Regions from separate parts of the Mus musculus genome. Here all the other regions are linked to region 3. A link is a loop called in an ENCODE intact Hi-C map of the cell type or tissue named here. Cell type or tissue: heart. All regions are shown on one strand. Region 1 overlaps Dock9 (dedicator of cytokinesis 9). Region 2 overlaps Gm33299 (a long non-coding RNA gene). Region 3 overlaps Farp1 (FERM, RhoGEF (Arhgef) and pleckstrin domain protein 1 (chondrocyte-derived)). Region 4 overlaps Stk24 (serine/threonine kinase 24). Region 5 has its middle 29 kb from the start of Gm33299.

Region 1 (5,000 bases), 310 kb after region 3:
GGACACAATCTAATGACTTTCTCCCAGGAGAGACTGAGAAAGCAACACTTTCTAATTGGTCGCTTTTTTTTTTTTAATTTAAATACTCCAGAGAGGAAGGCATCCAAAAAATAAAGCGATCCAAAAAATAAAGTACAGAAAACCCATAGAATTTCCTTGAGATTACTAATGGGAACTGTTCTCTTCAACCCAGAACCTACACTCCAAATTTCTATTTGGGTCACTGTACCAGAGAACTGATACAAGCAAATAAGAGGAAAGAAAAGAATAGTAAGACCTTGTTCTGACTGAAGGAAATATGAGCTATAGTTCTACAAATACTACAGAGGAGCTTTTAAAGCCACAGAGATGCTTTAAGACTGCCATGCAAGCTCTATCAAGTGTGTTCATCCAACTCTGCTTTTCAATAGGTGGTTCTGAGCTTTTACACCTGTGGTTCTCTGTCCCCCTTGTGTCAGAGCTGTCTAACTCCTCATGAAGATATAGAATATGTTTAACATTATGTTAATTCCAATTCTTTGTTTTTAAACAAGTAGTTTTCTAGAGAAAAGAAAGGTGGCTATATAGGTGCATTAAGGACATCTGTATTGCCTTCGCACAAGCTAAGGCATTCATGTGCTGGGTGGGGTGGGGTGGGGTAAGATAAAGGGAGAGTGAAAGAAAGAAGTATTGAGGAATACTGTTGAAGAGATATAAACCGTGGAAAGAGGAGACCAAAGCCAAAAACATCAACACCTGTGCTCAGGCCAGCCAAAAATATGTATACAGGTCAAAGCGACCTTTAAGGAGCTGCTGTGGTCTGAGCTAAGACTAGAACATGGCTTAATGGTGATTTTATTGTTTTATCTTTATAGAATTGTCCTTTTCTTTCTATAAAACATACAGGCTAAGGGCATGCAAGTAGCCATTTTAAATAAGATGGCTTTCTACTGAGCAGTTCCCATAGCACTAACCTACTCCTGGTCTAAAGCCTGGAAACAGAGAATCAGAACTTAACGTGTTGTTTTAAAACAGAATCGATGTGCCAGGCTACTTACGTGTTAGAATTATGTATACATGTACAGAAATACGGTAACGACAAGATTTCTCTAAGCTATCACACCATGCCTAGCCATGACACCATCTTGGGACTAGCAAGACAGTGGATAAGGGGAGGGTAATGAGGTGGGTATTGGGGGTAGGTACATATATGAGCACAATATAATGGTATACTAGGACATTATTTGAAAGTCACAAAAATACCATTACTTCCACTAGGGGGCAATAGTGTGTTGCAGCACTGTGAATTCCCTCCACCTTGCTCAGCCTGTAGGAGCAACAGGAAAAATGTCAAGAAAAAAAAAATGTCGAGAGTGACATTTTTAGATAGCAAGCTGAGGGCTGGTTTGGGAGTCTTCAGCATTCACAGATCAAATCTGTAAAATTTTCAAGCCACTATCATGCCTACAGTAAGACTTGTTTTAATTTTGTAACAGTGTTTGTGTGTGTACAAGCATGCGTGGAAGCAGAGGTAAGCTCTCAGAGATGTACCATCTCAGATATGTTAACAAATGGCATGTGGCTTTATGAGGGGCCAATATACTTTATGTAAAAAATATAAGAAGTGGTCAATAGTCAGTTGTTCCCATTTAACTGCCAAGAAGTTTTCCTCACAGCAAGGGGTATAGAGTAAAGTATATTCTATGGCAAAATGATGTACAGTTTGCTGGATCCTGTAACTTCACATACGGAAAGAGTCATGTTCAGAGTTGTTGGTGGCCATGGTCCATGAGGTACAAGGTCACCCGTGAATAACACGGCACCGGCTTGCCTTCTTTGAGGAATGCCACAGAGTAAGTGCCAGCTGGCTCTGAAATGGTCCTAAGTATGCAGCCCCACACTGTGAAGACACCCAAAGAGCGCGGTACACATAACTGGCTTCAAGCAGGGACTGCCCCTTTCATCGTACATCTGAGCCAGTCCAGGTGCAATAAACGGACAGACCATCTCAGATGACCTATTAAGATGCACTGTTTTCAGAAATGCTTGTGTCCCACAGGCAGCATACACTGTGGATTCTCCAGGGATTTAGGGAACGCACAGGCAGCCAGGCCTACAGAGGACGGATTGTCACAGGCCTCTGCTGCCCCCTGCTGGCCTAGCTGAGGTCTGACAAAAAGGGAAGAAATGGCCATGGAGAGAAGTTCACCCCAGCCCCTGTGTCTCCCTGGCAGGCTGCTCACTTATGTTGGCTAGATTAAGAGAAGGCATTGTGCTTACAGCTGTGTAAGTTTCTGTTTTGTTTTGTTTGTAGAGGGGCATGCATGGCCCCAAGCTTTCACTGAATATCTACGTAGAGATGAACAGGTATATATGCATACATATGAGTCATACACATTGTACACATGATAGATACAGGAAGATATTCTCTTAGCATGTTTTTGGCCAGGTTCCATGTGCTGAAACAGAGGGTGGTGGGAAAGGGTAAAAGCCACCTCATCAGAACCAGAGGTCAGGAGAAAGACTGAGTCCTGGAAGACACAGGCCATTCAGCTATGGGAGAACAACCTCACAGGAGGAGGGACTGGAGAGACACAGGCCAAGGGGAAAGGAGTCAGAGAACATGGCTTCCTGACCACGCAGGAGGACAGGATGCCACTGAGAACTGACAGAGGAAGGAAGGAGGCAGGGTACCAGCTTCTCCATGGACTGCAGGAAGGCAGAGGAGAGAGCAGCCCAGCTCACAGGGCTGTTCTAGCTGCAGCTGGCTGTCTCTGGCTCCTGCTGCGGCGTCCATCTACAGCAGGGGGTCGACAGTGACTATGTCTGAGATAGGGCCCCCATCTGCTTGTGTGAAAATCCTCCACAGTGTCTGTGTAGTAAACTACTCTGTTATATAGTCCAGGAAGAAGGAAATCTAGCAGTGTGGCATGTGTGCCACAGGACGGGGGGTGGGGTTGGGGGTGGGGGGGAACCTTGGTCTACCACGGAAACAGGGAATGAGAGCAAAGGTCACGAGACCCTGGGCGTACCCTGCTTTAACTTAACCTCTCATTCATCGAGCTAAGAGACAGAGAGTTGAAAACACAAGTACTGCAGCCCCAAGTATGCGGTAGATGTGCAGGCTACCACTAAGTGTGAGAGGTTCTTTCTGCCTCAGCCCCAGAGGCGGCTGCCGACAGGACCCTGGCTTAAGTGAGACGTCTCTGCTATGTTAAACTTTGTTGGTGAAGTGAGGGAAGCTGCTGTATTCGTTTGCTGCTTTATCTTATGGGCTTTTTGAGACAGAGTCTCACCGTGTAGCCTTGGCTGGCCTTGAGCTAGCCCACGGAGATCCATCCCTCTCCCTCCGGAGTGCTAGCGTTAAAGGCGTATGCCGCCACACCTGACATGCTGCTGTGCTTTTCTGCACTCTCACTTTGTGTTACCTTTCAACCACACGGTGGTGGGGGTGTTGTTTTTATACTGAGTCTGCATGAAGAAAAAGGCATGACAACCACAGCGGGTTAGAGATGGTGGGAAGAACTAATAACCATGTATTAAAGACAGTGCTGGGGATGAGAACACATGATTTTCTAAGATCTCGCTACGCCATGCTTGGAGAGAGAAGGACGGCTTTGAGAAAGCAACAGGGATGGAAGTCAGACTCCGAGGATGACTGTGTTAATTGTTCACGCGCAGCGTGGCTGGTGCTTTTAGGCTTTCTGCTTTGAGAAACCCTCAGGAAGATTCGAACTCCAAAACGTCTAGCAGGAGCACATGAAGGTGTCTGGATGACTGAGAGAAACGAATTAAAAAGATGGACCCTCGTACTAGCAGACCTCTATGGTGAAGTTAGGCAAGCCCTGCAGTTAGGCAAGATGAATGGAAAGGTCTTGTTTGCAAGGGAAGCGGCCCCAACCTGATTAAGTCTTACCATTGTCTACAGAAATCCCAAGCACACTTGATATCTTTCTCACACTGAAAACACAGAAAAAGTCACTTCGTTACTGGATGCTTTCCACACCCTCACAAATTGATTCACGGGCTTAACGGTCTCTTGCGGGCGGAACGTCAGAATGTGGGCACTCAACCAATTACATGCACCGAGCGAGAGAGGCAACCGAATCTGACCCGGATGTGCCAGGAGGGACAGCAGAGGGTAGAATAAAATGAACAAAAATACGAGCCAATGTCTGGCCACGGAATCTGCTGCATCCTGCCTGAAGTTTGGGCACTTTGAGACGGGTGCTGTAGTTGATTTGGCCCCACATTCTGCTACCCCCCCACTGCACAGGACTCTCCTCCAAGGAGGGAACTCTTCTTCCTACTTGTTTGGCTCTGGAAGAAAAATCAAGTTGGTGACGCGGTACAGTGTGGCAGGGGCTCTCCCTTCTGAGATGGCTTGGCGGTTACGATGGTTTGGCGTGGGACTTACTGTGGTTAAAAGTGACAGAGTTATCCAGGCTGCCCAGCTGCTGCAATCTGGCATGCATCATTCCTGTTCTGTTACGGGAAACAGGCAATGTCTGAGACTTTCGATCATGACCTATGGGTCCCAACCCCTCCTGGTTCCTGTAACATGAGTGAAATGGGAAAGAAGCAACGTTAGACGCGTTACACCAAGCGAGGCGGGAGAGTTAGTGAAGCTGGAGCGTTGTACATGGGGCAGTCAGGCTACATGCAGCCATGTGGCCAGGGACAGACAGCCAGCAGCTCCAACAGTGCACAGCAAAGCCACTAGGCCTCGAAGCAGCAAGATCGAGCCAAGGCAGAGTCTCTCTCGTTCTGAGAAAGTACATTCATTAGGGATGCAACTTTTCAGAGAACCTCATTCCAGTATGGAGATAACAGTATTCTGACAACTAAGAAAACACTGCAAACCTCCCTGAATTACATGTGGCAAGAGCAGACTATTATGCCAATTGAAAAAAAAAACCAAACCAGTTCACCAAAAGAAGCAGAAGACACACATGCAATGGCAGGGGTTAAATGAATAAGCTGAACACCTATGTCTTACCCAAGCAGGAGGCAGTGTCACA
Region 2 (5,000 bases), 170 kb after region 3:
ATGGGGCAGATGGTAGTCAAAATACACAATATAAAAATTATTGTCTAAAATGACTTCCAGGGACTGCACATGACTATTTACGAAGCTGGGCGTGGTGGTGCACACCTTTAATCCCAGCACTCAGGAGGCAGAGGCAGGCGGATTTTCTGAGTTCTAGGCCAGCCTGGTTAACAAAGTGAGTTCCAGGACAGCCAGGGCTATACAGAGAAACCCTGTCTCAAAAAACCAAAAACCAAAAACCAAAAAAAAAAAAAAAAAAAAAAAAACCACCCCAAAAAACAAATAAACAACAAACAAACAAAAACCCAAAAATTTAAAATTACTTTCAGATTGTGTGCATAAGTTGTATAGGAAACATAAAGGAATTCCCACCCCAAGAAATCTCATTTTATATACACAAATATTCCAAATTGATTCTTTTAAAAAGTCCTCAAATTAAAAACACACTCTTTCTGTCTGTCTTCTCTCTCTCTCTCTCTCCCTCTCTCTCCCCTTCTCCCTTCCTCCTTTCCTTTTTTTGAGACAGGATTTCTCTGTGTACCCTTGGCTGTCCTCAAACTCACTCTACAGAGTCCAGGCTGGCCTCAAACTCAGAGATCCACCTCCTGTGCCTCCTAAGTTCTGGGATGTACCATCTCCTGACCCTGTTTCTAATTAAAATAAAACATTATTATTAGAATCTCAAGCGTGTTGAATAAACATCCTGTAATATATCCAAGGGACAAGCTTATCTAGGGAAAAGGGTTCCCATATACAATGATTTATCTTCACTGCTAACATATCTCTGGGTGTGTCCAGGAGGGTGTTTCCAGAAATGTTTAACTGAGGGGGGGAAAGAACCAAGCCGAGTATTCAGGGTGCCATCCCTTGGGCATGAGTCCCACACTGATCAAACGTGAAAGAGCTGCCTCTCACTGCTTCCTGAATGTGGATACAGTGTGAGCAGCTACCTCAGGTGTTGCTGTTGTGCCTTCCCTGTCATGGTGGACAAACGAACCTTTCCTCCCATACCACATGTCTTCTTTGTCATGTATTCTGTTGTAATGGTGAGTAACTAAAATACCATATAAAATATTAAATACTGAGCCTGGCATGGGATTTTAATAGCATCATCAAAAGTAGAAAGACAAGGAAGAACACTCCCTAAATACCCAAGAGAGAACCTCCTTCAACGGGATTTCTGTACCCAGCCAAGTGCCAATCAAATGGAAGAGGAATCTAACATGTTTTTAGACTTGAAAGATCCAAGGGGGAAAAAAGGCAAAAACAGGATTTAAACTTAAAAAAAAAAAAAAAAAAAAAAAAAAAAATCAAGGAAACTCCAAGATCATTTCTACAGGACTCCTCCAGAACTCTTTATAAAAGGCTCCCAGATTGGCATCTTGTAGAAGATTCTGGAAAAACCAACATATTGAAAACAGAACTCTCTTGGTAGAACATGTATAATATTTATAATCATAGTGGACCCTCGCTGTTCTCTAACCTCTTGTTAAGCTTGCTTCTGTTAGCACTTATCAGCAACCACCACTGTTTCAGATTTGCTAATCTGTCGGGCAACCTCAACGCATGGAAAACAGCAATGTGCCATGGGCTGAATGAAAAACGAGTGCGTCAGACATTAGTGAAATGATGCAGAACCCACCACGCGGGAGACGCCTTCTAGTCGACAGTCTCCTTCCTCAGTATCCCCCAATTCAGTAAAGCCCATTACTATCGGGCGCCTCTGGGTGCCGTCCTGAGGAACAGCAAACCTACTGGAATCCCCGACCTAACAGACCACCTCCGCCCTTCTCAAGATGGAAACATTTAGGATGATCAATTCCGGTATCTAACAAGGCTTCTTATGTTTAAGCATGAACAATTCCGGAGGAGACAGGGCCAATGTTTACCTAAAACTTTTGTTATTTTGTAACCCACAAGTGTACTCTTCTGCCACCTTGTGGCAAAGATGGGGCACTCCCAGATAAACACTTGAGGGTTGCTTCACTGGGCCATGGTTGGTCAAACCCCAAGGGGTTGGGCGGGGTGCTCATCAAATGCCTTTAAAGCTATCAAAGCAGGCAAGGGTGGTGCATCCGCTTGGCACTAAACTACAGTTAGTATAAAGTAAATGTTTGCTAAGTATTTGTTGGCAAAGAAGTAAAACAGTATTTGTTGGCAAAGAAGTAAAACAATAACCTGCTTGTATAGAGTACCTACTATGTGCAAGACCAATGCACTTTCTATGTCTGGTTTCATTTCATTAAAGCAACCAGCTCCCTTCCGTCCTGGGAACCCCTCGGTCCTGGATACACGAGCATGAAACATATCACCAAGGGCAATACGTCCAGGTAACCCATATTTCTGGACAGAAAACTGAGCCTCAGAACTGTATGCAGTCACTTGCTCTCTGTATTATGCACTTTCCTCATGGCCTGGCCTGAGAAGACACGACTTTAGAAAGTAAGGGCTCACAGTTCAGGTGTGCAGTTGGCCGTGGTGGAGAAGAGACAACTCATAAGAGGCAAGAGGACCTCAAGTTGAAACCATGGCTTCTACAGCATAAACTGACCACTCTTCTATGCTGCTCCTGGAAGAAGAATGCAGAGTCTCATAGACATGACTCCTTCTAGCTGAAGGTTTAGTAAGTTCTTCTGTTCCCAGGACCTAAAGGTACAAAGGGAACTGGAGGTGTCCTCTAGTGCTTTCTGAAGTAACTTGTTAAGCAAATACCTGAATAATTAAGGTGGAGAGAGAAGAAAAGGAGAGAGGAGGAGGGGTGAGAGGGAGGAGAAGAAAGGGAAGAGGAGAGGAGATAGAACACCTTCCTGTAGGAGCAAACATTGCTCCCACACATTGCTTAACTGCCATGTGCCTTGGTCTCCTCAGGGGCAGTCAGGAGATGCTGGCCCACTTCCTTTGAGTGCTAGATGAAACAAAGCACTCAGAGCCTTAGTATGGGCCACTCTGAAAGTCCTAATGCCACCTTCCTGGACTGAGCAGCTCTTCTGTAGGTCATGAGGGGATCTTGAGTCAATGCTTGATCTCTTTCTGCTGCTTCTTTAGCCGGAGGGACCCCACCTCGGCACTGGCCAGAGTGTGGGACTTTTCAAGGAGAAGCCTATGTCTTTGCCATGACCCATAAACCCGTGACTGAACACACAGTCGCTTCTGCCCCCACCCCAACCCCTGCCCTTGCTCTCGACTGTGTGCGATGGTCTCCTGCAACTTCTCAAAGGCCCTAAACATGTCCTCTTGGCATTCCAACAGATGTCCCCTGTGTCCTGCTGCTCTGCCTCCAGCTATGATGGTGATTGCTTCCGTTGTTAAAAGGCCTTTCCTTGGGGAGAAGCAACCACCCACCACCTTCTTCCACTTCCCAATGACAAACCAAGAAGTGGTGGCACCGAGGTTCATGCTGAGGAACCAAAGAGTTTGTTGGGGTTTCTTACAGAGCAATGGATACAGGTGACTTTAAAAGAGCCACATGGGGAGATTGGCACCTGGCATGCCAGATGCCTCGCCCATCACTGTGTGGATGGAGTTCCCTCCTTGAGTCCTTCCCCATCTATGCCTTCCAGCCTTTCCCTAAGACCTGGAGGCCACGTGCAAACAGAATGGCATATAACTGGTTGGGAGGAGTGGCTGGATACTCAGGTGCAGGTCTCATGACCCTCACCATGCCCTCCTTCCAGGAAGGACCATCAATAGTCAACAAGCTATTGATCTTTGGTGCACAGGCCCAGATGAACTGAAGATGGCAGCACTTTGGCTCAGAGGATGGTCCTTACAATGGCTTTCCTCATCTCTTGAGGGAGGCTAACATGCTTTCTGCTGTCCTTTCCTGAGTTGTCCTTCCACGTGGGCAGCTGGTCTCACTCTCTATGTGGCTGAGGATAACGTGAAGCCTTGACCTCCTGTCTCCACCCCATGTGCTGGGATCACAGGCAAGTACCATCATGCCAGGGTTTTCTGTGAAGGGTGATCCAACTTGTCAGGTCACAATACCTCTAATTGCTGCTTTCTCTCTCCCCACACAAACCATCCACACCCACAGCAGCCTTTCCATCTCCACAACGTTGATAAGCTTCTGCTGTGGCCTTGAACATTCCCTCCCACTTACAGCTGCAAACCCAGTCCTCCCCACCCCCTGCCCCAGGCTCAGTCCCAAGACAAGATTGAATTACAACTTTACTTTCAGGGTCTCTGGGCCTAGTGACTCCTGCACACAGGCTAGGTCACATGGTATGGAGTTTTAACCACCACTCCTTCTGGAAACATAAAACAAGGAATTCCCCTTGCCCTTTGGAACTGCAGGATATGTCCCTTCAGGTCTGCGGTATTGACCTGGATGGCTAACTATCCTGACAAGATCCTCTGAAGATAATTAATCTCAGCTTCCTTTCTACCAACCAGTAGCATTCTGCTATTTATACAGAATTCATGTGTTTGTACTGGCATTGACAGGCACACACTCTACCAACTGAGCCACATCTTTAGGTGTGTGCCTTGTTTTAAATCCTTGGCACCTTCTGCAATATCTTGCCCATGGCTTCCTTGTTGACTGGACTATTGTCTACACTACCACAATGGTTTGGATCTTAGATGTACGCTGAGTGTCTAGGCTCAGTTGGCTCAGGATAGGTGACCTATACACAATGGTTGAACCAACAGAACCAAGAATTGTAGAGGAATTTTAGTTTAGAATGTGGCTGCTCTGATAAGAGATCACATACAAAGACCTGCTAGGTCTATGTGATTTGGCTGGAATACAGACATGCCTTTAATCCCAGAAGACAGAGGCAAGCAGATCTCTAAGTTCAAGACCAGCCTGTCCAGAGCAAGTTTCAGGTAAAGAAAAACTTAGGTCCAGGTCTTAGTCACATGCCTTTAATCCCAGCACTCAGAGGAGACAAAGGCATGCATATGTCTGAGTTCTAGTCAGCTACGTTCAGTCAGTTCATGGAACTCAGAGGCAGTTTTCCTGGGAGACTTTTACAGAGACTGGTTGTAGAGAGAGA
Region 3 (5,000 bases):
AGGGCATTATGTGATCAGCGGGCGCAGAACAGCCAGCCTAAGGGTATAAGGAGCTGGAGCCATCCTACAGCTGGGACAGGGTGGTACCCTCCTTTGTAAATGCAGTGCAGATTCCCTGCCGCCTGAGAGCCTCCTCACTTCCTTTGCTTTCCACATTGTCTTTTTCCATGGAGTTAGCCAAGGGCAAGATTCTGCCCTTGTACAGCAGTGCAGCCCATACTCAACCAATAGCTGCACACACCATGGCAGTTGTGGAATCAGGTACCCAGGGGGTAGCCCGGTCTGAAGGGAGATGAGATGTTTCTAGCAGGGCATAGTTACAGTTCACAGGATATATCCCAAGAAGGGACCCCAGGGCAGGAGTCTCCAGATGGGCTCAGTAGCCCATGCCTGGAAAGTTGCTTTGAAGGTGAGCCTTCCACTGAATTACCGCACACAGCTTCTAGACCTTTCTAAATCCCACTTCAAAGTAGCCTGGCAAACATAGGAACAGCAAAGCTGTCTCCTGTCGCGTTGCCAACAGCACCTGCTGGTGTGAGTCTCCCCAGTCCCCTCTAGTTGTATGGCAGCTTGTGCTTCTTACATCTTCAGTGCCTCCAACTCTGGCCCCATGGGGAGAGGGACTTCTGTGAAAAAGACTCCTTTCATTCTTTAAAATGCACAAAGTTCTAATTCTTGACTTGCCCGGGCCACATAATATCACGTGAAAGACTGAGCCAAGGACAGTAGTAATTTGCTGGTTCTTTGACCCGAAGAGATTGGAGATAGACACACAGGTTCTTTAAGATACATCCCAAGAGTCTTGGAATTGTGTTGTGCAAGTGGCCTTCACAGTTATAGTTTCCTACCACAGCTGTGTCCTGAAGAGATTTTCAAGGGGCCCCAGCCAAGACCCTAGCACTCCCCAACACTCCCTTTCCTGTGAGTGTCTAGCCTTAGTATCCTGTGATCACATTTCTAAGCCCTGCCCAGTGAGAGGCTGCCTGCTTGCTGCCCTTGCTCCATGCCATCCTTCATCTGGGCCTGTGTGTGAGGGCACCCCAGGTGAGGCAGGTCACAGTAGAGAGGGGGACCTGTGCTTGAAAGCAGCGGAGGACCATCCTGGGAGGACCATCCTGGGAGAAGCAGTACTCCCAGACGCAGCGGCTCCACTCTGTGTGGCTGCTGGCCCTGTGATGCTGCCTGGAAGAAGTTCTCTTGGCCTCACTTCCTAGATGCTTCACTTTTAAGACTCTGCCACCCACATGAACCCCATGGGCTCAGCTTTAAGAGGGCAGAGCGCAGTGACAAGAGACCAGCCAGACACTACAAGCTTTGCTGGGGTTCGTGACACAATGACAGACCAGTGATGTCGTTTAGGGAGAGTTCTGAAAGGAGGGCCAGGCAGAAGGGGTCTGACTCATGGACAACAAGGCTTGCCACTACCCAGAATCTCCTGTCCCCCCTGCAGGCAGGTAGCGGCAGCCGGGTGGGTGGGTGGGTGGTTGAAGCGCTTTGGGTAGAATCCCTTCTCGGCTCACTTTGCCATCTCCCATCACTCTGAGCAGCTGAAGGATGGAACTTGTAGACATGTCCTCCCTCTAGGGCCTTCCTGACATCAGCACTTACAAAATGTAGTAAAGCAGACTTAGAAGTATCTTAAAGCTTTTCTCTCAGCAGAGAGTGGGGTTATATGCATGTGGTAGCCAAGGGGGTGTTGAGTCCCCCCAGAGCCTGAGATACCTAGGCCATTATGATCCCCCAGTGTGGGTGCTGGGAACCCACTTCAGGCTTTCTGCAAGAGCAGAAGGTGCTGCGGGCTGTCCCGTCGGCCTGGGATGCTGAACTGTGAGGTAATAGATACACAATTTGCCAACCTAACAGTTTCCAGTGAACTGCTGGGTGGCATCAAGGAGCCTTCACTACTGTACACCTCCTGCCTCCTTTCCGTGACCTCCAGTCATGTCACTTGGCAGCGGGGTGGAAGGTCAGCTTGTCAAGAGGGTGGACGGAGCTCTCTTCACAATCTGAAGCTGTCAGGTGTGAGGTCTGTGCTGTGTCCCTGCCTTCACTCCACACGGCAAGGATTCATGTTTACAGGAACTGCAGGAACGCAACAAGCATGCCCTGAAGCAGTGGCTGGCAGAGTGGCTTCTGGACCTCTCCACTAGGTGGCAGCATAGAGCCACTCTGGAGGTCTATGCTGATAGACCTAGATCTTCCAGGGAAAAGACCAGAATCCCAGCCTGCCCCCTTCCTTGTAGGGACACTCTGTGTCCTTTCCAGCTCATTGGCTAGCCATCCCTGGTCATGGACGCCCCACGCTAACCTCTGCTTCTGTGTTGGTGCCCTGAATCACTTCCTTAGAACCATACTCACATAGGACCGAGGGCCTTTCCCAGCCCCAGTATGACTGACCACCTTGCTCCTTAATGTTGTCACATTCAAGGGTGATAGTAGTAAGGACTCACACCTGTGTCGGGGCAGGAATTAACTTGTGACAGGAATTCATTCAACTGATGATCTCTCCATGTAAAATGAACAATGTCTGTTGTGGGAAACCCATGCTCACTGCTAGGGACTCCAGACCCACTCACAGAGGCTACCAGTCTCTTGAGATACAGTGAATGCCATGGACCAGTTGTTACCAACTCCCTGGCGTGCCTTTGAACTGTGTTTCTGACCACCTCCTATCTCTCCTACCCCCCCCCCCCACTTGTCTTTCAGAACCAGCTCTCTGGGAACTTGCTGAGAAAGTTCAAGAACAGCAATGGCTGGCAGAAGCTGTGGGTGGTATTCACCAACTTCTGCCTGTTCTTCTACAAATCACACCAGGTAAGTGCCCCTGACACAGGGCAGCTGGCCCTAACCTGAAGTACAGAGCTTGCAACACCTGACAGGTGAAGAATCCAGTGCAGGGGGTGAGGGTGGGGGAATGTAGGGTTCCAGTGGACCAGCCATGTCCACTGGAGAGCTTCCGCTCTAAATGAACACACGACACCCAGTTATTCAAGGATGGCACAAGAGGAGAGGGTGACTCCACGCTGTCCTGTAGGGAGGAGGCGAAAACTCTGCCAACTGAAAAAATAAAAGGCAGGAAAGACATGTCAGCCCAAGTCTTGGGAGTCCCCTCCTGGTGGTGTTGAATTTTAAGAGTAGACGCAGATGCTCTGGGACAAATGGGCAAATGGAAGCTGGAGAACAATGTATAACATCTAAAAGGAAAATACCAGGGTGGGCAAGCTATCCATCCCACAGCTTCCTGGGAGAAAGGAAAAGACAGAGTGGCATGGAAGTCAGCCACACACCTGGGAGGGGAAAGAGCTTTATAAAATGAGAAGGGAGCCTAAAGCACACTTATGCTCGGCCATCACAGTGAAGTCATGAGAAAAAGAATAGTTTGTCCCTTCTGAGTCCAGACTCAGGAAGGCAGAACTTGGTGTGTCCAGGCACTGCACTATGTAGGGGGCAGAGACTGAGGAAGAAACTCATACATGCCCTATCTTAAGGTAAACACACCAGGGGTCTCAGGGGCGGCCTTCTATCCAGATGCCTGACTCGTTCTAATGGACTTGCCCTTAAAGGAGGAGACCACGGCACACTGGCCAAGATTGGCTTCTTCTCGACCAAACTAGTCCAGAGCAGGAGACCTTGACTAGAACAGCAACCCTACCCAACACCACTGACCACTTCCTCTGTACCCTGTTGCAGGACAGTCACCCCCTTGCCAGCCTGCCTCTGCTGGGCTACTCCCTCACCATCCCCTCTGAGTCTGAGAACATCCACAAGGACTATGTGTTCAAGCTGCATTTCAAGTCCCACGTGTACTACTTCAGGGCTGAAAGCGAATACACATTTGAAAGGTAGGTGCCACCGCCCATGTCTGCACAGCCCACCTGCAGGACCATGGTCCCTGTCCTGACATCAGGGCTCGCCTCTCCTGAGTAGTCTGTGTGCATTCTATAGGTCTGCTTCATACTCCCAGCCCCGCAGCGTGGTGTCGTAGAGATGTTAGCTCTTACCATGTAAGGTTAGCTAGCACGTGCCAACGTGCTTGGTCCTCTGCCAGGAAGCTGCAGCAGGGGGAGGTGGGGCACAAGTGGCCATAATGGACCCAAAGGCTGATGCTAGCTAACAACCACACGAAGAAGCAAGCAAGCTGAGTGTCGAAGTGGTTCAGAGTCAGGAAGGAAATAGGCTGCCAGGTTTTCGGCAGTGTTAACTCTTACTTAAAACTGTCCATGAAATTTACATTCCAAGGGGAAAACAGGGCTTTGGGGAAATGTGTCCCATAGTATAAGACAACAACCAAGGTCACTGGACTGTAGTAACAATCAGAGGCCTCAACATGCCAGCCTCCCCTCACCCAGCAGGAACAAGTTCTCTTCTGGCCTTGCTGTTTGTCAGGATGTAGGCTTGTTCCCTCACTGGCATTTCAAGGTCAACAGGCCAACTAGAAACAATCCCTAGCAAATGTCCATGAAACCAGCCAGCAAACCCTAAGCCAAACTGCTTGCAAATGAGCCCAAAAAGTGGCAAGTCTCAGCCCAGATCAGCAGTTCTTAACCTGTGGGTCTTGACCCCTGCACAGGGGGTTGTCAGAAAATTCAGATATTTACAGTATGATTCATAACTACTAAATTAGTTATGAAGTAACAACAGAAATAGGAAAGTTGATAACCAGTGGTCAGGATCCTTAGAGATCTAGAAAAGATCTTTCCAAGGCTTGCAGCCTTGCCACGCCGAATCCCACGAGTAGGCGGTCTTCTTTACCCACACTCAAGACATGTTGGACCAGGTAACTTGGGACAGATTATTCTTGAACGTGTCCCTGAACCCTGGGAGCTGGTACTAGTAACACCCTCAACTGTGACAACTAGCAGTGTGCAGACTCAGCGTGTTCTAGATCCAGTGCTGCCCTGGTTTCTTGCAAATGTACAAGATGGGCCCATCAAGTGGGACGGGATGGTTGTGTAAATGCAACCCTTATAATGCCTTTGGAACTGCTGCCATACGTGAAC
Region 4 (5,000 bases), 61 kb after region 3:
TCTGTGGGAAAGAGAGGAGAAGACATCAGTTTCCCCAGAGCCACAGCTGGTTCACCCTACCTGACCCGTGTGCTCACCCGGGCCTTGGAGGAGCTGTCCAATTTCTATGACAAGAGCTAGGCTGCTTCTTACCAAGTGTGTAGGTTAAACAAATAGGGAACGTGCGGGACAACAGCAAAGAAAGCAGAAAAACTGAAAGGCAAAAAAGCTGTGACTCTGTATCATGAGTCAGGTTAGATATTTGGCTGCTTTTAAAACTTGCTCTAGGGTTGGCAGTCAGCTTAGTGGTGGGGAAGGCCTGCCGAGCATGCGTGAGTTCCTGGGTTCAATGGGCAGCACGGGAAGAGGTATGAGGTTGCTTAGTGCTTCAAGCAAAATTTCTACTTCTTTCTCAAGCCATCTCCAACATGTCCTACCTCCAGACGGGTTATTTGCTAAAATGCAGGTTAACAGGCTATCCCGTAACAGGGAGGGGGAAGAGATTCCATAGCCTAATTGTCATGAATTGCTTCAGCGCTGGTACATACAGCCCCACTACTTGTCATTTATAGCTCTTCTCTTCGGTGGAACAACAGCCAGAGCCCAGAGAGCAGTAAACAGCGACTGTTGTGTTGCCCACAAATGCTGTTGTCTTGCAACAACTTTTAAAGCACTAATGCTAAATAGAGAACTATACACAGTACCCATGCCCAGGGAAGGTCAGGACAGCCCTGCTCCAGGGTTTAGCAGGGACGGTCACTGCCAGTGCTAGAGACATCTGAAAACAGTCTGAGGGGCTCTGTGTCCCAACAGGGGGCAGAACAAGCACCTGTCGAGAACAAAATGCCCACAGTACCCCAAAACCTGCAACCAAAAGGACATTAGGAGACAGAAAGCCAATCTTGAGACCATGTTTTCCCACAGACCACAGAAAGAAGAGGACGTCTGGCTGATCCTTAAAAGTCTATTATTAGGGGCTGCAGAGATGGCTCAGAGGTTAAGAACACCGGCTGTTCCTCCAGAGGACCAGGCTCAATTCCCAGGCACCCACATGCCAGCTCACAACTGTCTGTAACTCCTGTTCCAGAGGATCCTTGGCACCAGGCATGGAGATGGTACACATATGTGTATTCAGGCAAAATACCCATGCACATAAAATAAATAAATCTTTATTTTTAAAAAAGCCATTTATTAATCCTTCCTTCCAAAAAACTGCATTACTGGCTTGGGGGGCAAGAAAGAGAACAAGGGGGGGCGGAGCTGAGAAGGAGGCACAGAAAGAGAAGATGGTTATAATGTGACAAGGTAGGTCATAGGCACAGGACATTGCCAACACCAGCAGAACAGTGGCAATGACCTTGCTGTCACTAGGTGCCAGCCACTCACATGCTTTCAGAGTTGAAGTTAGAAGCACTTGGCTTACAAGGGTGTAACTTGGGAGCCTTGCTATGCTAGACCGTATGACAAGAACCAGGCACGAACGGTCACGGCGACCCCTTCTCACAAGGAGGCAGAACCAGTACCCACAGTCGCAGACAGCCCTCAGAGACCCACTATTGGTCTTGAGTTATTAAAGTCCACGTGCTGGCCATGGTGCACACAATGTGACGTGTGCCTCAGAGGTACCACCAAAGAGCAGAGAGAGAAGGGCTGTTGTACTCTGTGCACAACGGGATGAAGTGGCCCGCCACACACGGCTTAAGAAACTGCAAAGACTGCAGTTTTGCCCGTGACCTCCTTGGCTCGCTGCTAAACAGACTCCCACACTCCGAGGAGAAAGCCCACACACGATCATTTGTACTTGAAGCACAGCACTGTGCTGCGTAACTGCAAAGCAGCCCTGACCTGGGCAATCCTGCCTCCAGTCAGGGTGCCAGCTTCAGTGTCTCTCAGACACTCGTAAGTTTTTCCAAGACCCTCCATTTGCCAAGACAGTCTGAGAACAGCTCTCAGAGCTTAGGGTCACCTCCTGAAGTGGGGAACCATTTTGAAAACTGGTGGGCTACTCTGAAATTTCTCTATTTTCAGACTTTCGGAATTTACCAGGTAAACACTCTTCAAAACCAATTTTGGGGATATCCCCCCAAGAGCGCCAGAGAGTAGGAGTTGGGGCAGCATCTGATCCAACTCCGCCCATGCATCTGCTCACCCCACACCCCACAAGCAGCCAGAAGTTAAGACCTGAGGTGTCCCTCCTCCAGCAGAATCAAACCCGGACGGAGCAGCTGCTGTGCATTTCAGAAGCTCCAAGCTGCCTCTTACCTCCTTCCCTCCAGGATGAAGTGGGGTGGCCTTCCTTCTCTTCAAGGCTAACCCTAACCGTGGGACTTTGGACTCCATCCTCTCTCGGCAAGGCTTCACCAGCAGCCCTCTGGGCGGCTCTCCTTCCACCTGGCCCTGTCTACTGGCTCCTCGCCCGGGGCAGCATGCTCAGGTTCCTCCCCCTCAGACAGGCAAGCAGCACCCCATTCAGCCTCGGCAATCCTCACACCTCACAGACTTCTCTGCTGAAGGTTCCTGACAGTCCTCTGCGCCTGCCTGCCTGCCTGCCTGCCTGCCTGCCCATCCACAGCCCTCTGGCAGGGCAACTCTGGTCACCAGTGATGCAGTGTCCTGCCTCTGAGCCTCATCAGCCACACCCTCTGTCCCTTGTAACTTTCCAGTCCCTTGGCCTCCACAGCTGGCCCTCAGCTCTTCTCCCAGCCCCTGGTGCCAAAGGAATCGTCACACTCAATCCTGGAAGCCACTCAGTGCCCAGGCCAGGCCTTCTATGCTTCCTCTATTCCCTCTCCCAGGTGTCCCCGCCCCCTGCGCGGCTGGACAGAATCACCCAGGACACTAAACATTATAGCCTAGTAATGGCTGGTGTGTGTGCATGTGTGTGTTTGCGTGTGTGTGTGCATTTTATAATCCACATTTTTTAAGCATTCCAGTTGACCTAAGACCTCCTCTCTGTCACTATGCTTACACCAACCCCACACCGCCAACTCCCACCCTGCTTCTCAAAAGTCTCAACCCCGGAACAGTTCGCTTTCTAGGTATAATCTCTTCCCACAGACAGCTGTGTCGCACTCTTATGCTCTAGGCTAAGCCGAAGAAGCCTGGGGGCCACGCCTCTCACTCCTCTGTATCCACAAGCCCAGACACCAAGAGTGAAAATGGAAGCCATCAGGTTAGAGAGACACCAACAAGACCACACTAGGTATCACACAGAATGATCTCTCTCTGAGACAGCATCCCTTGACCGTTCCTAGAGAAAGACTCAGGAGAACTGAGGGCAAAGCCAGGTGGGGGACAACAAGTGCTTCAGGGATCAGAGCGACCAGCTTTCTGCTTGATCCTCTCGGGCAAAGCCGCGGTTTCCTTTTTAGACTTAAAAACAACTTACCACCCGCCCTCCAGTACTGCAGAAGCCAGTGAAGGGACGCTGTTGCTAGGGTACCTGTCTACCAATCCCACCTGCTCTTGAACGCACCTCCATGAATGTACCTCAGCTCTGCCCAGCCATAGTGAGACCCATGTGGCCTGCTCCTGAAGAAGTTCTGACATATACAAGAGGTCACCCCTGGCCCAAGGCCAGATCTGCCCAGCACCCACAGAATCATTGGAGGTCCTGCACTGTCACTATGAAGCAGCTAATACGAAGTGATGCCGATAACTAGGCACTGCCCAAATGACCATGCCCTGGCCTGCTGAGAGCCACTAGGGAACATCTCCCTAGCCTGTTCTGGCCAACTGGAGCAGTTGAGTGAGCCCAGTCACCTGCTGTCTTCATAACCTCCAGAGCCCCAGCTGACCATAGCCACAAGCCCTAGAGAGTACACACGCATGACCATACACATGACACACAATAGACAGACAGACAGACAGACAGACAGACACACACACACACACACACACACACACACACACACACACACAAGGGACAGTGATCTGAATAAGAATGGCTCCCATATGTTTGAATGCTTAGTTGGTGGGATTGTTTGGGAAGGATCCGTGTGGTCTTGGTGGAGGAGGTGTGTCACTAGGAGCAGGCTTGAGGTTTCAAAGGTTCCTGCCGTCCCCTGTGAGCTCTCAGCTGTCCCTGCATCCATGGACCTGCCTCCAACTTTCAGTACAACTTTCTTGACCTTCACTCCCTTTCAAACCTTATCTTCTTGGCTCTCTTTAATCTGTAACAAGGTTTAGGAAAGCTCAAGTATGTATTATACTTAATCATACAAAGGTCATGACCCTTAATAACTAATCAAAAGAAACAGCAAACACAGTGTTCCAGATCCAAAGCCCGGGCTTGCACCTGGTCTCTGAGAACGCTGCTAAAACTTTCTGCCGCATGCTCAAGGTCCCCAGGGGAGCCTGGATGGAGTCAACCCCCTCAAAGGAGTTCTTCCCTGGGTTCAGATAGGGAATAGCTAAAGCCCTGGATCCCCTGGAAAAGCCTGTAACTATAGCAAACCAGCAAAGTCCATAGGATGGGTCTTGCCACACCACAGTGTACTGGGCTGACGTGCTAGATTAATGCCCTTTCTCTTGAGAGGGCCCAACAGGTTCCAACAAGGATACATGCCATTATGGACTTCTCGAGGAAGGGTCCATCTAAATGCAACCCAGACGCTCAGAAACTAGACATCAAGAAAACCTAAGTGGCCAGTTCCCACAGAAATGTTTGCCACCCATAAGTACAACTCTTTTATCCTTAAACTCTGCTTTTTGTGCACACACAAAGGAACCTTCTGCCCTTTCAGTTACTCTGAACGACTGGCCATTTGTTGTGAAAAGTTACAATCCTCCATCTAAACAATATGGTAATAAACATATCTTAGTCAATGCTCTACTGCTGTGAAGAGGCACTATGACCAAGGCAACTCATAAGGCATTTACAGTAGGGAGCTTGCTTACAGTTTCATTGGGTTAGTTCATGGTCATCCTGGCAGGGAGCACAAGGGCAGGCAGGCAGGCATGGCATTGAAGCAGAAACTGAGAACTCACATCTTACTGGAAAGCTAGAGGCAGAGAGGAGC
Region 5 (5,000 bases), 150 kb after region 3:
ACTTTAAGACTTTAAAACTAGTGCGTGCGTGTGATGTGTGTGTGTGTGTGTGTGTATTGTGATGTGTACAGGGGTGCATGAGAGACATGTGGGATGTGTACTGGGATACATGCACGCTGTGTGTGATGTGTATTGGGGTGCATGTGAGCTATGCATGATGTGTACTGGGGTGCATTATGCTGTGTGTGATGTGTACTGGGGTGCATGTGAGGTATGCATGTGAACTGGGGTGCATGCATCCTGTGTGTGATATGTACTGGGGTGCACGCATGCTGTATGTGATGTGTACTGGGGTGCATGTGAGGTATGCATGTGTACTGGGGTGCATGCATGCTGTGTGTGATGTGTACTGGGGTGTATACATGCTATGTGTGATGTGTACAGGGGTACATGCATGCTATGTGGGATGTGTACTGGGGTGCATGTGAGGTATGCATGTGAACTGGGGTGCATGCATCCTGTGTGTGATATGTACTGGGGTACATGAGTACTGTGTGTGATGTGTACTGGGGGGCATGCATACTGTGTGTGATGTGTACTGGGGTGCACACATGCTGTGTGTAAGTGGCTAGAAGGTCAGAGGACTACTTGGAGGAACCGGTTCTTCCCACCACTGCATGGGACTGGCCTCAGGCTGTCAGGCTCACGCAGCAAGCTCTTTAACCTGCTGAGCCATCATCTTGCCAGCCTGGGAGGACCTTTTGAACCATGGAAGTGGGCCAGGACACGGGAGCTTCAACATAAATCAATAGTCACAAGGCTGTTTTTCCTGCCAGGTGTGGTGATGTACACCTTTAATCCCAGGACAGTCGGGTACAGGTAGGTGCATCTCTGTGCTCAAAGCCGGCCTTGGCCCTGTCTAAAAGAAAGACTGAAGGAGAATCTCAAAAGCAGAATATCCTGAGAATATCAAAGTCAATGTTGTTCTCTGTCCTTGGGTCACAAAACAAAAGGAAGTGTTCTTGCTCTCAGACTAGCCCTGGGCTCTAAGCTCCACTCTCACCCTGGCCCCTCCCTCAGCTGCTGGAACCTTTGCAGAGCTGACTCCATGGCACCAGACTGCCAGGGGAGTTCCCGTAGGGGTTGGGAGGAGGGAGAAAAGAAAGAGAGAAAGTGAATGCAAAGAGAGAGAGGCCAGAATGTCTGGACTATATAGGGAAGACTCTCTGGAGGAAGGCCAGCCCAGTCCCTGAGCTCAAGTTCAAGGTTGGGGGCAGCATATAACATGTAGGGACTGAGGGATGCTGGGAGAACCTGGAGGCCAGGTCTGCTTTGATATGTAAAGCAGGCACCTCTGTCCCTTGGGTCCCTTCCCACCTCCCCCAGGGTCAGACTCCAAACAGTGTTATGTATGCCAACATACATGTGAGTGCATACATGTGTGCACATGACAGGGGTGCATATGTTCATGTGTGTATTTGCATGTGTGCAGGGGTGTGTATAAGCCAGAGGACAACCTCAGGTACTACCCTCAGGAACACCATTCACTTCTTGGGAACAGATTTTTCACTGCTCTCCAGATCATCTTATTAGGCTAAACTGGCTGACCAGTGAGTCCCAAGGGCCCTCCTACTCCTGACTCTCCAGCACTGGACTTTTAGGCATGCATTGTCATACCCAATGTTTACATGGATGCTGGGGATTGAACTTGGGTCCTCATGCCCGACAGACAAGCCCTTTGTTGACTGAGTTATCTCTCCAGCCCCCACTGTTACCATTTTCTCCTTTACAAATAAAAAGGTTCTGTTTTATAATTAAAATCGGGAGTAAGTGGGGTCTGGAGAGATGGCTCGGCGGTTAAAAGCACTGACTGCTCTTCCAGAGGTCCTGAGTTCAATTCTCAGCAACCACATGGTTGCTGAGCAAAAAAAAAAAAAAAAAAAAAAAAAAAAAAAAAAAAAAAAGGTTGCTGAGCAAAAAAACCCAAAAACAGTAAGTGAAGAATCAAAAACAAAATATAAAATCAACAATTAGAGAATACATAAATATGTCTGGAGAGATAGGTCAGCAGTTAAGGGGGCTTGCTGCTCTCACAGAGGATCCAGGTTCAGTTCCCAGAATCCCCATGGCATCACAGCCATCAGTATATCCAGTTTCATGGGATCTGGTGCCCTCTTCTGGCTTCTGTGTGTACTAGGCAGGCATGTACTATGCATGCATACATACATACATACACATACATACATACATACAGGCAAAACACTCATACACACACACACACAAATTAAAAAGAATCATCGAGTGGAGAGCGTGGAAACAGGACATGGGTACCTGGGTGGGCATCCACTGTGTAGCCCCTCTGCTGAAGAGATGTTGTAATGCCCAAAGTTAACCTGTAAGCCCCACTCACCCATGAACCAGCTAACTTCCTGCAATGCCAGGAGTTGTGTATCTTGGAATGGGAAAGCCCAGTGCCTTATGCATTTGTTCTTATAAACCCCTTCAACATGTGACTTGAGGCTATTCTCAACTGGGAAACTCCAGGGGATGGTCCTGACCACAGTTCATCTTTTTTTTTTTTTTTTTTTTTTTTTTTTTGGTTTTTCGAGACAGGGTTTCTCTGTGTAGTTCTGGCTGTCCTGGAACTCACTTTGTAGACCAGGCTGGCCTCCAACTCAGAAATCCGCCTGCCTCTGCCTCCCGAGTGCTGGGATTAAAGGCATGCGCCACCATGCCCGAGCCACAGTTCATCTTTTGCTCAGTATTTAATATTTAATATAGCTTGCTTTCAATTTAGCCTAAAATGGTGGAGTTGGCTTTTCTCTGTCTAATTTCAGGACTAACAATATCAAGCAAGGGAACCTTTCTACATAGATTAGGAAACTTGGGTTCTGTGAAATCTCGGGATTACTACTAGCTGGTAACTTGTGGTATATGCTGAGCCTCGGAGCCTCGGGGCCTCGGTGTGAAATCTGCGCAGATGTTACTGGGTGCTTTGCACATAGTCATGTGTTCTTAGTGTCCCTTTGAGGGCAGCTGCTTTCATCATTCCAATCATTCAGAAGAGGAAATAGAGAAACTGGGAGGTTATGTTGGGCTAGGAAGTAGCAGAGCTTGGAAGGAAGGTTGAAGGAGGTTGGCAAAGCACAGACCCCGCCTCACAACCCCGCCCACACACGACCCCGCGCCCCCCCCCCCCAATGCCAGGAGGCAGACCTTTCTTCTTTCTTTCTTTTTCCTTCTTTTCTTCCTTTCTTTTTTGAAACCTGGGAACAATTGTTTTAGTATTTGAGAAGAAAACAACAGGCCAGGCAAGCTGAGAATGCAGGCAGCAGGAGGAAGGAAGATGGCGGTGAGAAAGTCACACCTTGAAAATCATGGAGGTTGCCAAGCAGCTGCAGAGTGGATGGGGTGTGAGTCTTCAGGAGAAACTTTGAGAAGCCCAGGTGTCAGGGAAAGCATGCTTAAATTTTCTTTCTGCTGGTACTTGAAAACGATAAAGAGAAAGGGAAGGGGCCAGCAGGATGACTCAGTGGATGGCTCTCAGACACCAAGTCTGGGGCGAGGCTTTTGTTAAGAATGTCCCCCACAGGCTCGCACATTTTAACACTTGAAAGTTGAGGGCTCACCTGGGCAGTGGTGGCATGCCTTTAATCCCAGCACTTGGGAGGCAGAAGCAGACAGATTTCTGAGTTCGAGGTCAGCTACACAGGAAAGGACAGCCAGGGCTACACAGAGAAATCCTGTCTCAAACAAAACAAAACAAAACAAACAAACAACCCAAAACACAAACCGAAAAGAAAGTTGAGGGCTCATAGCCTTGCCAGAGGAAGCAGCCACTGGAGGGAGGCTGCAGCGTTTGAAGACTGAGCAGTTTCCATTTGCTCTTTCTTGTTGGTTTGTGCTTCTAGTTCAGGATGTGGTTCCTCAGTTTGCCACTCCAGTTACTATACCTGATGCTTCCCTCTCGGGATAGACTCTTTATCTCTCTGGGAACTGGAAGTCCAAAAAAAAACTCATTCTTCTCGAGCTTGCCTTGGTCATTGTACTTCTTCAACGGAACAGAAAAGTGCCCAAGACACCCGATGGCGTCTAAGTTTGGTTCCTGGAACTCATGTGATAGGAGAAGAGAACTGGCTCCAGCAAGCTGTCCTCTGATCTCCACATGTGCCATGTGGTAGGTATGGATACACACACACACACATACTTATACACACAAATGCACACATACACATGCTCACACTCACATACATACACGATCACATGATCACATACATACACACACTCATACATGCACACTCACACATACACACACAGTCATACACATATACACACAACCAAACGCTCACTCACATACACTCACATACTCACTCACATACATACACATGCATACATACACAAACATACACATGTACACACTAACACACATAAACACACACTAACATACACACTCACATACATACATATATATATACACACCTATACACACACATATTGCACAGTCACACAAATACATATGCAACCACACACTCACATACACTCAGTCACACACATATACACACTCACATACACAAACATACACACACATATAACATACACACATACATATACACTCACATACATACACACACTACACATACACACATACACACATATACATACTAACACATACATGTAAGCAGGCACATACAAACATATGCAAGATAAATAAATGTAAAAACATTAAAAAGAAAAGCTATGCTTTTTGAGTCAGAATGTTAAAAAGTGGGCTGACTTAGTGGGAAAGATCCACGAGCAATTGGCTGGCATGTGAGCTTTCTTTCTCTTCCTTCTGGGGACAGGGTCTCACACATCCCAGGCTGACCTCCACCTAAACTTCTGATCTTCCTGCTTCCACCTTCCAAGTGCTAGATGACAGACGCTCCACCTGCAGGGGACTGAGCCATGGGCCTTGTGCATGTGAGGCAATCAATGTTCCGTCAACTAAGCTGCATCCCCACTCTTCTTTTCAAAACATCAAATAATACAAATAAAGGTTGGAAGGATCCCAACGTTTCAAC

What was found. Peaks named below come from ENCODE experiments on the same cell type or tissue, not always from the same donor. Only the 100,000 strongest peaks of a DNase experiment are listed, where the experiment ranks them.
Region 1: a loop joins it to region 3, with 2.3 times the contacts of the local background. A loop is called at or near these places in 26 of 42 quality-filtered maps.
Region 2: a loop joins it to region 3, with 5 times the contacts of the local background. A loop is called at or near these places in 33 of 42 quality-filtered maps.
Region 4: a loop joins it to region 3, with 2.2 times the contacts of the local background. A loop is called at or near these places in 5 of 42 quality-filtered maps.
Region 5: a loop joins it to region 3, with 6 times the contacts of the local background. A loop is called at or near these places in 15 of 42 quality-filtered maps.

What each region holds. Positions count from the first base shown.
Region 1 is chr14:121,587,416-121,592,415 of GRCm38, forward strand. Dock9 (dedicator of cytokinesis 9) reads right to left here. Exons shown (of 54, transcript NM_001081039.1): 38 at 4,397-4,533. Among named protein-coding and RNA genes, the nearest start is that of Slc15a1, 85 kb to the left of the region's middle. In heart, CTCF peaks have their summits at 1,257 (motif pointing right) and 2,131 (motif pointing left); a DNase peak (open chromatin) is centred at 2,106; H3K27ac peaks cover 757 bases.
Region 2 is chr14:121,449,356-121,454,355 of GRCm38, forward strand. The region is part of intron 2 of Gm33299 (a long non-coding RNA gene); the gene reads right to left. Among named protein-coding and RNA genes, the nearest start is that of Gm33299, 5.0 kb to the right of the region's middle. In heart, no CTCF peak of the experiment used is centred here; a DNase peak (open chromatin) is centred at 1,956; H3K4me3 peaks cover 509 bases; H3K27ac peaks cover 262 bases.
Region 3 is chr14:121,277,130-121,282,129 of GRCm38, forward strand. It overlaps Farp1 (FERM, RhoGEF (Arhgef) and pleckstrin domain protein 1 (chondrocyte-derived)), which reads left to right. Exons shown (of 27, transcript NM_134082.3): 25 at 2,707-2,814; 26 at 3,691-3,842. Among named protein-coding and RNA genes, the nearest start is that of B930095G15Rik, 31 kb to the left of the region's middle. In heart, a CTCF peak has its summit at 2,150 (motif pointing right); DNase peaks (open chromatin) are centred at 1,877 and 2,232.
Region 4 is chr14:121,337,652-121,342,651 of GRCm38, forward strand. It overlaps Stk24 (serine/threonine kinase 24), which reads right to left. Exons shown (of 11, transcript NM_145465.2): 2 at 1. Among named protein-coding and RNA genes, the nearest start is that of Stk24, 39 kb to the right of the region's middle. In heart, no CTCF peak of the experiment used is centred here; DNase peaks (open chromatin) are centred at 1,390 and 2,560; H3K27ac peaks cover 1,142 bases.
Region 5 is chr14:121,424,912-121,429,911 of GRCm38, forward strand. No RefSeq gene overlaps it. Among named protein-coding and RNA genes, the nearest start is that of Gm33299, 29 kb to the right of the region's middle. In heart, a CTCF peak has its summit at 2,117 (motif pointing left); no DNase peak of the experiment used is centred here; H3K27ac peaks cover 323 bases.